Regions from separate parts of the Homo sapiens genome. Here region 2 is linked to region 1. The links are chromatin contacts, found by Hi-C or POLR2A ChIA-PET in ENCODE. All regions are on one chromosome and are shown on one strand. The core of a region is the stretch at or near the end of the contact, and the rest is flanking DNA. Distances in the headings are between cores, read along the strand shown.

What was found. Hi-C counts contacts between places; a loop is a spot of excess contacts on that map. ChIA-PET counts read pairs that join two places held with the same protein, here RNA polymerase II (POLR2A). Pooled maps may share reads with other maps.
Region 2: a pooled map shows a loop between it and region 1 (2.1-fold over the local background). The contact joins the promoter of SLC7A6 here to the enhancer-like site in region 1. A Hi-C loop is called at or near these places in 1 of 50 pooled maps. POLR2A ChIA-PET finds 5 or more read pairs at or near these places in 2 of 52 experiments (HEK293 and PC-9).

What each region holds. Positions count from the first base shown.
Region 1 is chr16:67,518,273-67,523,275 of GRCh38, forward strand. It overlaps LOC100505942 (a long non-coding RNA gene), which reads right to left. Exons shown (of 2, transcript NR_104656.1): 2 at 1-113. It also overlaps a transcript of RIPOR1 not described here. Among named protein-coding and RNA genes, the nearest start is that of RIPOR1, 8.1 kb to the right of the region's middle. RefSeq lists enhancers at 1-39, 170-259, 270-319, 580-639, 3,059-3,318. Within about 2 kb of position 3,364, at least 39 of the 41 ENCODE cell types and tissues checked have a DNase peak (open chromatin) inside an H3K27ac peak, as active enhancers do.
Region 2 is chr16:68,262,410-68,267,040 of GRCh38, forward strand. SLC7A6 (solute carrier family 7 member 6) reads left to right here and starts at 2,117. Exons shown (of 11, transcript NM_003983.6): 1 at 2,117-2,167; 2 at 4,184-4,312. LOC124903704 (a long non-coding RNA gene) reads right to left here and starts at 2,048. Exons shown (of 3, transcript XR_007065096.1): 1 at 1,959-2,048; 2 at 778-1,005; 3 at 252-287. RefSeq lists a silencer at 2,003-2,282 and an enhancer at 2,655-3,854.

The DNA.
Region 1 (5,003 bases), core at 2,114-4,613:
CTGTGTGACGTTGGAGATCATTAACCTGTGGACCCTAACAGCTGCCACCACCACCTTCAGGAATTCAGGTCCTCCCTGCCTGGCACGTTGGCCAGCACTCCCACGGCCCAGCCCTGTTGAAGAAGGAGGCAGTTCATTAGATGTGCTGACATTGGCTCTCTTGGCTTCCTGGGACAGCCCTCACCAGCATCCTGGGCTCTCAAGAGCCTGGGCTGGTGGCTGCCATCCCCCCAGGACAGGAGCCCACCAAGTCCCTTCTGGTTGAGGACCCTTGGGCCCTCAAGGATCCCAACTCTGCTCATGATGGCATCTGGGGGAGCGCGGGAGCCCTGGAGGGGAAGGTAAGAGTCCTGGGTCCCAGCCCAGCCTGGCCACTGGCTCACTGTGGCGACCCTCAAGCATGGCCTTGCTCCCTCTGGAACTCAGTGACCTCTGAGATCTGGGACCTCTGAGTCTGGGAATTGGGCAGGGTGACAGAGTCAGGTGACTCAACCTGCACCCGGTCTTGGGGTGTGGAACCCTGAGCAGAGCAGGTGGCGCTCTTGGAAGGGGAGGCAGACAAGGGCAGAGAAGGGGGCTGCACAGGGCTTTGTAAGAGAGAAGGAGAGGTTCCGGACCCAGCCTGCGGTCCAGGAAACTGTCTCAAAGGAAGTGGGTCTCGGCTGAGACCTCAAGGGTGAGCAGCAGTTAGGCGAAGGAAAGAGGAAAAGGCATTCAACTGTACGGCCCAGGCCAGGCGCAGTGGCTCATGCCTGTAATCCCAGTAATTTGGGAGGCTGAGGTGGGTGGATCACCTGAGGTCAGGAGTTTGAGACCAGCCTGGACAACACGATGAAACCCGGCCTCTACTAAAAATGCACTACTACGCGTGCTGATGCACATTTGTAGTGCCAGCTACTTGGGAGTCTGAGGCATGAGAATTGCTTGAACCTGGGAGGCGGAGGTTGCAGTGAGTGGAGATTGTGCCACTGCACTCCAGCCTGGGCAACAGAGAAAGACTCTGTTTCAAAAAAAAAAAAAAAACACTTCAGGGCCCACCCTGTGCAAAGATGGAGAGGTAGGGAAGGCAGGGTGTATCCAGGGACACAAAGAAGTTCAGTCCAGCTGGAACTACGCCCTCCTAAGGAGGAACTGGCCAGGGGTGAGGGGCCAGTGGGGAAGTGAGGAGAGACAGGTCCCACGGGCAGAGGTCATCCAGCTGCTGCGTGGACAATGAACAAGGACACCGAGTGATGTGTATCCTTGGCAAGTGATAGTCTAGCCAAGGGCAGGAAAGTGGGCATAGGGAAGAGGGGACTCACTTGGTGGCTGGAGGGTGTCAGGGAAGAGGTCTGGGGAAAGATTACATGGGGACCCAGGAGGGAGGGCAGTTCTGAAGGGAGGAGATGGGGCTGACTTTACACAATGGATTTGGAGGTGTCCGAAGGTCATCCTAAGTGGGGGAAGTGGAGCAAGAGATGTGGGGGATGAGACTCAAGTCATCACTGTGGGAACAAAAAGGAGGCTCTGGCCAGTGCGGTGGCTCACGCCTGTAATCCCAGCACTGTGGGAGGCCGAGGCAGATGGATCACCTGAGGTCAGGAGCTTGAGACCAGCCTGGCCAACATGGTGAAACCCTGTCTCTACTAAAAATACAAAAATTAGCCGGGTGTGGTGGCGGGCACCTGTAATCCCAGCTACTCGGGAGGCTGAGGCAGAAGAATTGCTTGAACCTGGGAGGCAGAGGTTGCAGTGAGCCGAGATGGCGCCATTGAACTCCAGCCTGGGTCACAAGAGCAAAACTCCGTCTCAAAAAAAAAAAAAAAAAAAAAAAAGACTCTGAGGGCCGAGTGCAGTGGCTCATGCCTGTGATCCCAGCACTTTGGGAGGCTGAGGTTAGCAGATCACTTGAGCTCAGGAGTTCAAGACCAGCCTGGACAACATGGTGAAACCCTGTCTGTACCAAAAATACAAAAAAATTTAGCCGGGCATGGTTGTGTGTGCCTGTGGTCCCAGCTACTCAGGACGCTGAGGTGGGAGGATCACTTGAGCCTGGGAGGCAGAAGTTGCAGTGAGCTGAGATCGCGCCACTGCACTCCAACCTGGTGACAGTGAGACCCCATCTCAAAAAAAAAAAAGAAAAGAAAAGGAAGGAAGGAAGGGATGGAAAAGAGAGAAGAGAAGATAAGAGAAGAGAAGAGAAGAGAAGAGAAAAAAGAAAAGAGGCCCTGAAGTTGTACCCTGGAGAGAAGTATCAAGAATGAGGTGTGGCTAGGTGCTGTGGGTCACGCCTGTAATCCTAGCACTTTGGGAGGCCGAGGCAGGCAGATCATTAGGTCAAGAGTTTGAGAGCAGACTGACCAACATGGTGAAACCCCGTCTCTACTAAAAATACAAAAATTAGCTGGGCATGGGGTGTGCACCTGTAATCCCAGCTACTCAGGAGGCTGAGGCAGGAGAATCGCTTAAACCTAGGAAGCAGAGGTGGCAGTGAGCCGAGATAGTGCCACTGCACTACAGCCTAGGCGACAGAGTGAGACTCCATCTCAAAAAAAAAGAAAAAAAAAAATGAGGTAAGGGGGTTGAGCTCCTGGAGGAGCTCACTGAGGGGCATGAAGGGAGATAGCCAGAGAAGCAGCTAGAAATCCTTCTCTTGGATCACAGAAGCCAAAGGACGCTTCAGAAGATGGGGAGGACCAGCTGTGCCCAACACACCTGGAAAGGTCAAAGGAGGAGAGGACTGAGAAGTGGAGGGACAGGGAGCATTTCTCCCTCTTGAAGAGGCTTTGGCATATGGAGGGGGTTTTAATGGTAGTGGTGGGGTTCCCAGGATCCGTGATCAGGTCTGAGTGTCAGCAGAGCTGTCACACAGAACCGAACAGGTTGTGCACTGCACTCTACAGTGACTGTTCTTGAATCCAGGACTGGCCGCCAGGGGCACCCCCTTGAGCTGGCGGTATTTTGCCAAGTCCGTAACTGCAGTGTAGACACTTCCCAGACGGTGGCGCCAAAGACCAACTTTACTTCTTAGGAGCAGAGTCGGGTTCCGCCTGGGGATTCTCAGCCCCAGGTCGTCATCCGATGGGACGGGGGAATTTCCAGATGCCTGGTGGCCGGGTCTCTCCTACCACCACACCCTCCAAATCTCTGTCAGAGCAGTTCACCTAGCGTTAGCAACTCACAGAAATAAACTATGCACCACACACTGCAGCCTTCCTTTGTCAGGGGGCCTGGGCTGAAAGGGTCCCAGGGGAGCAGTTCATCCCATGAGCTGGGAGAGGCGAAGACGTCCCTCCCACTTGTCCCTTAGGAGAAAGGAGTCAGGAAGGAAGGAAGGACGCCCAGCCCAGACCGCGAGACACACAGTCAATCGCCCCACCCCTTGCCCAAACCAGCAGAGCACCGCCCAGCTCACAGCTCCCCCTGGAGGCCGAGGCTGGACTAGCGGGGACAATGACAGCGACACTGGCCAGCCTCAGGCGGTGTCCCCAGGGAAGCGATTGCCAAGCCTAGAAATTTACACCTCCTCAGTGCAGAGGCCAGCCTGGAGATGGCCCAATAAGTAATGGCCATGTTGCTTTTGAAAACGATGCCATGTTGATTGCAAACCATTATTTGTATGAATAAATACAAAGAAGAAAATAAACCAAATGAAAGTACAACGCCCAGAGATGACGGGCATTGTGGCTCTCAGGACCGATGGATGCAGGTCTCACCTGAGGAGATTCCTGCTATGCAGGCTGTTCTGGAACTTTCTCCACTCCACCATGTTTTTTGTTGTTGTTGTTGTTGTTTGAGACAGAGTCTCGCTCTGTCGCCAGGCTGGAGTGCAGTGGTGCGATCTCAGCTCACTGCAACCTCTGCCTCCCGGATTCAAGCGATTCTTCTGCCTCAGCCTCCCGAGTAGCTGAGACTACAGGCGTGTGCCACCACGCCCAGATTTTTTTTTTTTTTTTTTTTTTTTTTTTTGAGACAGAGTCTTGCTCTGTTCCCCAGGCTGGAGTGCAGTGGCGCGATCTCGGCTCACTGAAACCTCCGCCTCCCAGGTTCCAGCAATTCTCCTGCCTCAGCCTCCCGAGTAGCTGGGATTACAGGCACACATCACCATGCCTGGCTTATTTTGTATTTTTAGTAGAGACGGGGTATCCCCATATTGGCCAGGCTGGTCTCGAACTCCTGACCTCAGGTGATCCACCTGCCTCAGCCTCCCAAAGTGCTGAGATCACAGGCGTGAGCCACCGCGCCTGGCCAATTTTTGTATTTTTAGTAGAGACGGGGTTTCACCATATTGGCCAGGATGGTCTCGATCTCTTGACCTCATGATCTGCCCGCCTCAGCCACCCAAAGTGTTGGGATTACAGGCATGAGCCACTGCATCCGGCCTCCACCATGCTTATTATATTGAGTGCCTTTCCATGTTCAGATATAAAACCCTCACTCCCTACCCCGCCCTCACCCCACTCACCTCTCAGACCTCACCTCCTGACCTCTCCTCTAGCCCACATGGCTCAACTACCACTAGCTCATTCTCACCTCCCAGCCCCCCAACCCCCCGCCTTTGCTGTTCCCTCTGCCTGGGACACTCTTCCTCTGGGTTGTTCAGTGACTGTTTCTTTCCTGTCACTCAAGTCTCAGCTCCAATGTCACTGCCTCAAAGAGGCCTTCCCTGACCAACCTGACGAAAGCAGCCCCTCAGCCCCACCACTCCAAACCACATTACCTGGTTTGGCTTCTTCACAGCTCTCCTCTCTCCCTCTCTCTGAAATCATCTTGTTTATATGTTAACTCATTTATTGTCAGTCTCCTTTGGCAGAGTGTAAACTTGAGAGCAGGGGCCTTGCTGAACTGGTCTGTCACTGTGTCCCCAGCATCCAGAATGATGCCAGGCGCATAGCACATGCTCAATCCATGCCTGCCATCCATTTGCAGTGGCTATGGAACATCTCAGGCCTATGTGCACCTCCTTTACCCTCCATCTCCCACTGCGGGACTATGTCATCCCTCTGTCCCTGATTAAACAAGCC
Region 2 (4,631 bases), core at 867-3,366, 740 kb after region 1:
GGCACATGCCTTGTGGTCCTAGCTACTCTGGAGGCCGAGACAGGAGAATCACTGGAACCTGGGAGGCGGAGGCTGCAGTGAGCCAAGATGGCACCACTGCACTCCAGCCTGAGCAAGACAGAGCGAGATACATCTCAAAAAAAAAAAAAAAGATGAAATAAATCTGTAGTCCCAAGTAGGAAGCTGAGGCAGGAAGATCGCTTGAAACCAGGAGTTCGAGGCTGCAGTGAGCTATGATCACACCTGTGAATAGCCATTGCACTCCAGCCTGGGCAACAGCAAGATCTCTAAAAGCAAAAGAAAAGAATGGTTACAAATAAATGTATCCTGCAGGGTGGTCCTGAGGAACACTGATGGTGTTGGAGAACATCTGATTCAGGGTGTGGTGTACATTGGGCTTTCAGCTGATGGGCTACGTAACTGGGTATGAGACTGCAAAGCCAGACGGAGCTGGCATATGGTGTTTTTTTTTTTTTTTTTTTGAGATAGACTTTCGCTCTTATTGCCCAGGCTGGAGTGCAATGGCGCGATCTCGGCTTACTGCAACCTCTGCCTCCTGGGTTAAAGCGATTCTCCTGCCTCAGCCTCCTGAGTAGCTGCGATTACAGGCATGTGCCACCACACTCGGCTAATTTTGTATTTTTAGTAGAGACGGGGTTTCTCCATGTTGGTCAGGCTGGTCTCGAACTCCTGACCTCAAGGTGATCTGCCTGCCTCAGCCTCCCAAAGTTGTAGGATTACAGGCGTGAGCCACCAGGCCCGGCTGAGCCGGCATACCTTATATGAAGCTGTGGCAGGGACACGTGGGCTGGGTGCTGACACAAGTGTCCAGAGCTGTCCTTCTGCTCAGCCAGGGAGGCCGGAGGAACTGATCTGGGAGGCAAAGGGTGCAACTCGATTGATCCAAATATATACGTCCACTCACTGACACTTAGGGGAGGGGTTCCAAGCAGAGGGCAGGAGGGCAGCACCAGCGAGGATTCCTCAAGTATTGTCATCCCAGGCCTGCAGAGAGGAGAATGGAAGGGTTTTAGGCAGGGGAGATACAAAGTCATCGCAATCTGTATTCTAGGAGCATCCCCTACTCTGTGGAGATGGGGTAAGGGGAGCAGGATAGGGATTGAGAAGCCGTTGTGGCTGGGGAGAAGAAAACGAGGTATAGGCCGTGGGAGGAGTGGGGAGGAAGGGTCTGAGGTGCTACCCATCTCTGGCTGGGTCCCTGTCACTGGGTGGCAGGGAGCAGGGTCTTGGGTATGGTCTGGAACCAGAGGACGTGTACTTGTGGTCATAAGGCTGGGGGAAAAGATTCCAGGGCCCTGGAGAAAGTCAGTGCTTGAGGTGTGGACAGGAAATTTCGGAGGAGGGCTCAGGCGCCCATGAGGTCAGGAGGCTCTAGACAGAGAGCCCCAGAGCCACCAGAGGAAAAGGAACTCGAGAGAAAGATGGAGGAGCAAACAGAGGGAGGGGAAGGGGGCAGGAGGTGCAGCTCCCCCAAGAGGGGGGGCAGGAGGTGCAGCTCCCCCAAGAGGGGTGGCAGCCCTCTTGGGAAGATGAGGACAGAGCCCCAGGGAGGCCTGGGGTTGGCAAAGGGAGCCTGCAGTTTCTTTGTGGGTGCGGGGGCCTCAAGGGCTACGAGTCTGAGCTGTGCGTGTGTTTGGACAAGTCCCCAGAGTGTGTGTCTTCCTGGGGTTCCTAGACTGCGAGTGGCAGTGGCCCGGCGGCGGAGGCCGTTTGGATCCCTGTGTGAGCTGTAGGGGGCGCCCTGGGCGTCGGGCCCAGGTCAAGTGCGAGATAGGAACGGGGTGCGGGGGCCGATGAGAGCTCCCCGCGGGAATGTCCGCTGTGGACGCCCTCGGAGGCCCCATCTAACTCCAGGGCGGCGAGCGTGGCCGGGCCCAGTTCACGGGCTGCTCGAGCCCTGACGAGGCAGCTGGGGGCTGTCTGGCGTCCACGCTCACGTTCTGGGCCGGCGGACCCCGTACCGGCCAGGCCGTGGCGGCCACGGGGGCCCGGAAGCGCCGCCGCCAGCTGGCCCCGCACGGAACTGTGTCCCGACGCGGCGCGCGCTGTCGCGATCCGGCGGCGGGTGACGTGGCGGGGCGGGGCCTGAGCTGCCGCGGCGGCGGCGGCGCGACCGAGCATCCTGGCGGCGCCGGGCCACTGGGAGGTAACGGGCTGGGCCATGGGCGGGCGCGCCGGGAGCGGGGCCGGGGCTGGGCCGCGTTCTGTGGGAGCCGAACCCTGTGGGTCTTCGCTGCCGCCGTCGGGAGCGGGATGCGGCCCAGAAACAGCGCGGGGCTGGCCGATCGGGGCCGCGCGAGAGGCGCTGCGGGTGAGGGGGGGCGCCACGAGGAGAGAGGGACCTCGAGCGTGAGGGCCGAGTGTGGGAGAAACGCTGTATGGGTGCGAGCCCCGGAGGCTGATGGTGACCGCGAGGGAGCCAGTCTTGGGGTGTGCTGGCGACGCGGCGAGTGTGAGGGAGACCGGGGGTGTGTGTGGAGAGGGAAACCCCAGGTGCGAGGGTGACCGGGACGCTGAGTGCGCGGGCCGCGCCGCGAGCGTGAGACTGTGCGACGGTGACCCTGAGTGGGGCTGTGACTGCGCCTCCGACTGCAGGACGGAGAACCTGTGCTGTGTGGCGGCCGCGGTGGGGCAAAGAAAGACGCGGGCTCAGGACCTCAGGAGCCAGGCTTCCTGGGGCTGTCGCAAGAATGACGATTATCATTTTAAAATCAGTCCTTTTACTTTAGAGAATGCCGCAAGGTTTTGTGGCGTGCTGGAGCCTGGAGCGTTGGGCTGCTGGCGCTGGGGAACCCGCGTGCCCCTGGTGATTATGGCTCTTTTGAGCGTCCCTATAGCCTGTCATCTTGTGTGACTATCTCTCCTGAATGTGGGGAGATAGACGTGAAACATTCTGAAAATTCTTTGCTGGGCTCTAAGCAAACATGTTGTGTAATGGTCAGTATAAATAGGAATCAGGGTGTCGGCGAACACGTTTTTGAGTACCTCTTGTATGCCCTGGGCTTGGTGACACAGTTAAAAAGAATTCAGTCTCTGCCCTTGATAGGGGAAAAAGCCAGGGCAGCTCATCTCGCAGGGCGGCTGTTCAGTGCCCAGCCATCCGGGGCTTGTCTCTCAGAACTGCTCCCAGATTTCAGATCTGGGAGGAGCAGACTTGAAAGGCTGTGAGTACTTCCTTATATCAGTTCCACCTCTTTTTGGTGGCGGTGAGGCCTTTTGGGGACCTGCCCAGGCTGCCTGCATTACTCAGGTCCCATGTGTGCTGCGCAGACGGCTTTTGCTTCCCAACTTTGATCTCAGATCGTTATTCAAGTCGTTACACTGGAGTTTATTTTCCTGGCAAGTGTGTGGAAAACCACCAGCCTGATTTTCTCCTCTCTTCCTCTCCTTGTCCTCCTTCCCTATTTGGCCGTGGATGTATTTTTATTGCATATACCGGTTTTATGATCCCCATCTCCCTGGAACTTCTTAGTAGAAGAAATTTCCTGACCTTTGTGCTTCCTGCTGTAATTTCTTGGATGTATATTAGTTTCTAAAAAAGTTATGCAGGCCGGGCGCGGTGGCTCAGTCCTGTAATCCCAGCACTTTGGGAGGCCGAGGCAGGCGGATCACGGGGTCAGGAGATCGAGACCATCCTGGCTAACATGGTGAAATCCCGTCTCTACTAAAAATACAAAAATTGAGCCAGGTGTGGTGGTGGGCACCTGTAGTCCCACCTACTCGGGAGGCTGAGGCAGGAGAATGGCTTGAACCCGGGAGGCGGAGGTTGCAGTGAGCCAAGATTGCGCCATTGCACTCTAGCCTGGGCAACAGAGCGAGACTCCATCTCCAAAAAAAAAGAAAAAAAGTTATGTAAACGGTGCCCACGGGACCTGGGGCCCCAGAGCTGCCTAGACTTACATGATTTAATGTGACAAGGCCAGTTCTCTGACAGGTTTGGGCTGGCTACTTCAGTTATACCCACCCTGTGGGTGTCATGGAACCTGCTAGTAATTAGGACTGCCCCTGCCGGGCATGTAAAATTTAGATTTTACAAGGAAATATCATTCTGCTGCTTTCTTGGTTAATTAAAAATAATTACATATATATATATATTTAAATCAGCTTTCTCAGGTTAAAAGAGTTCATTTTTTGATCAGTTCCCTCCCACTCTTTGTTGCAGAGTTTATGTGGCCGAGGCAGACAAGTGGAATTAGGCCTTGCTGCAGGGGACTTCATTTCCTTCTCAGTACTGGACCCATTTATGAGGAGGTGGCTTATGAAAGTGTGATGTTCGCGTATTTCTTGACAGGTGAATATTGTTGCGCTGTCTTTTCTTTTGTTTGTGTGATTTACAAAGAGTTTTTACTTGTATACAGTGTGAATACAATACTAGTAAACAGAATGGCTTACACATAATTAACAACTCTTTAGTATTACATATTAAATAACACTGTAATTTATTATAAAAATAAATTATACATTTATTTATATTACAATTCTTTATAAAGAGTAATTGTGGTGGGTTTTTTCTTTTTTTTTGGAGACAGTGTCTCACTCTGTCACCCAGGCTGGGGTGTGGTGGCGCAATCTCTGCTCACTGCAACCTCTGCCTCCTGGATTCAAGCGAT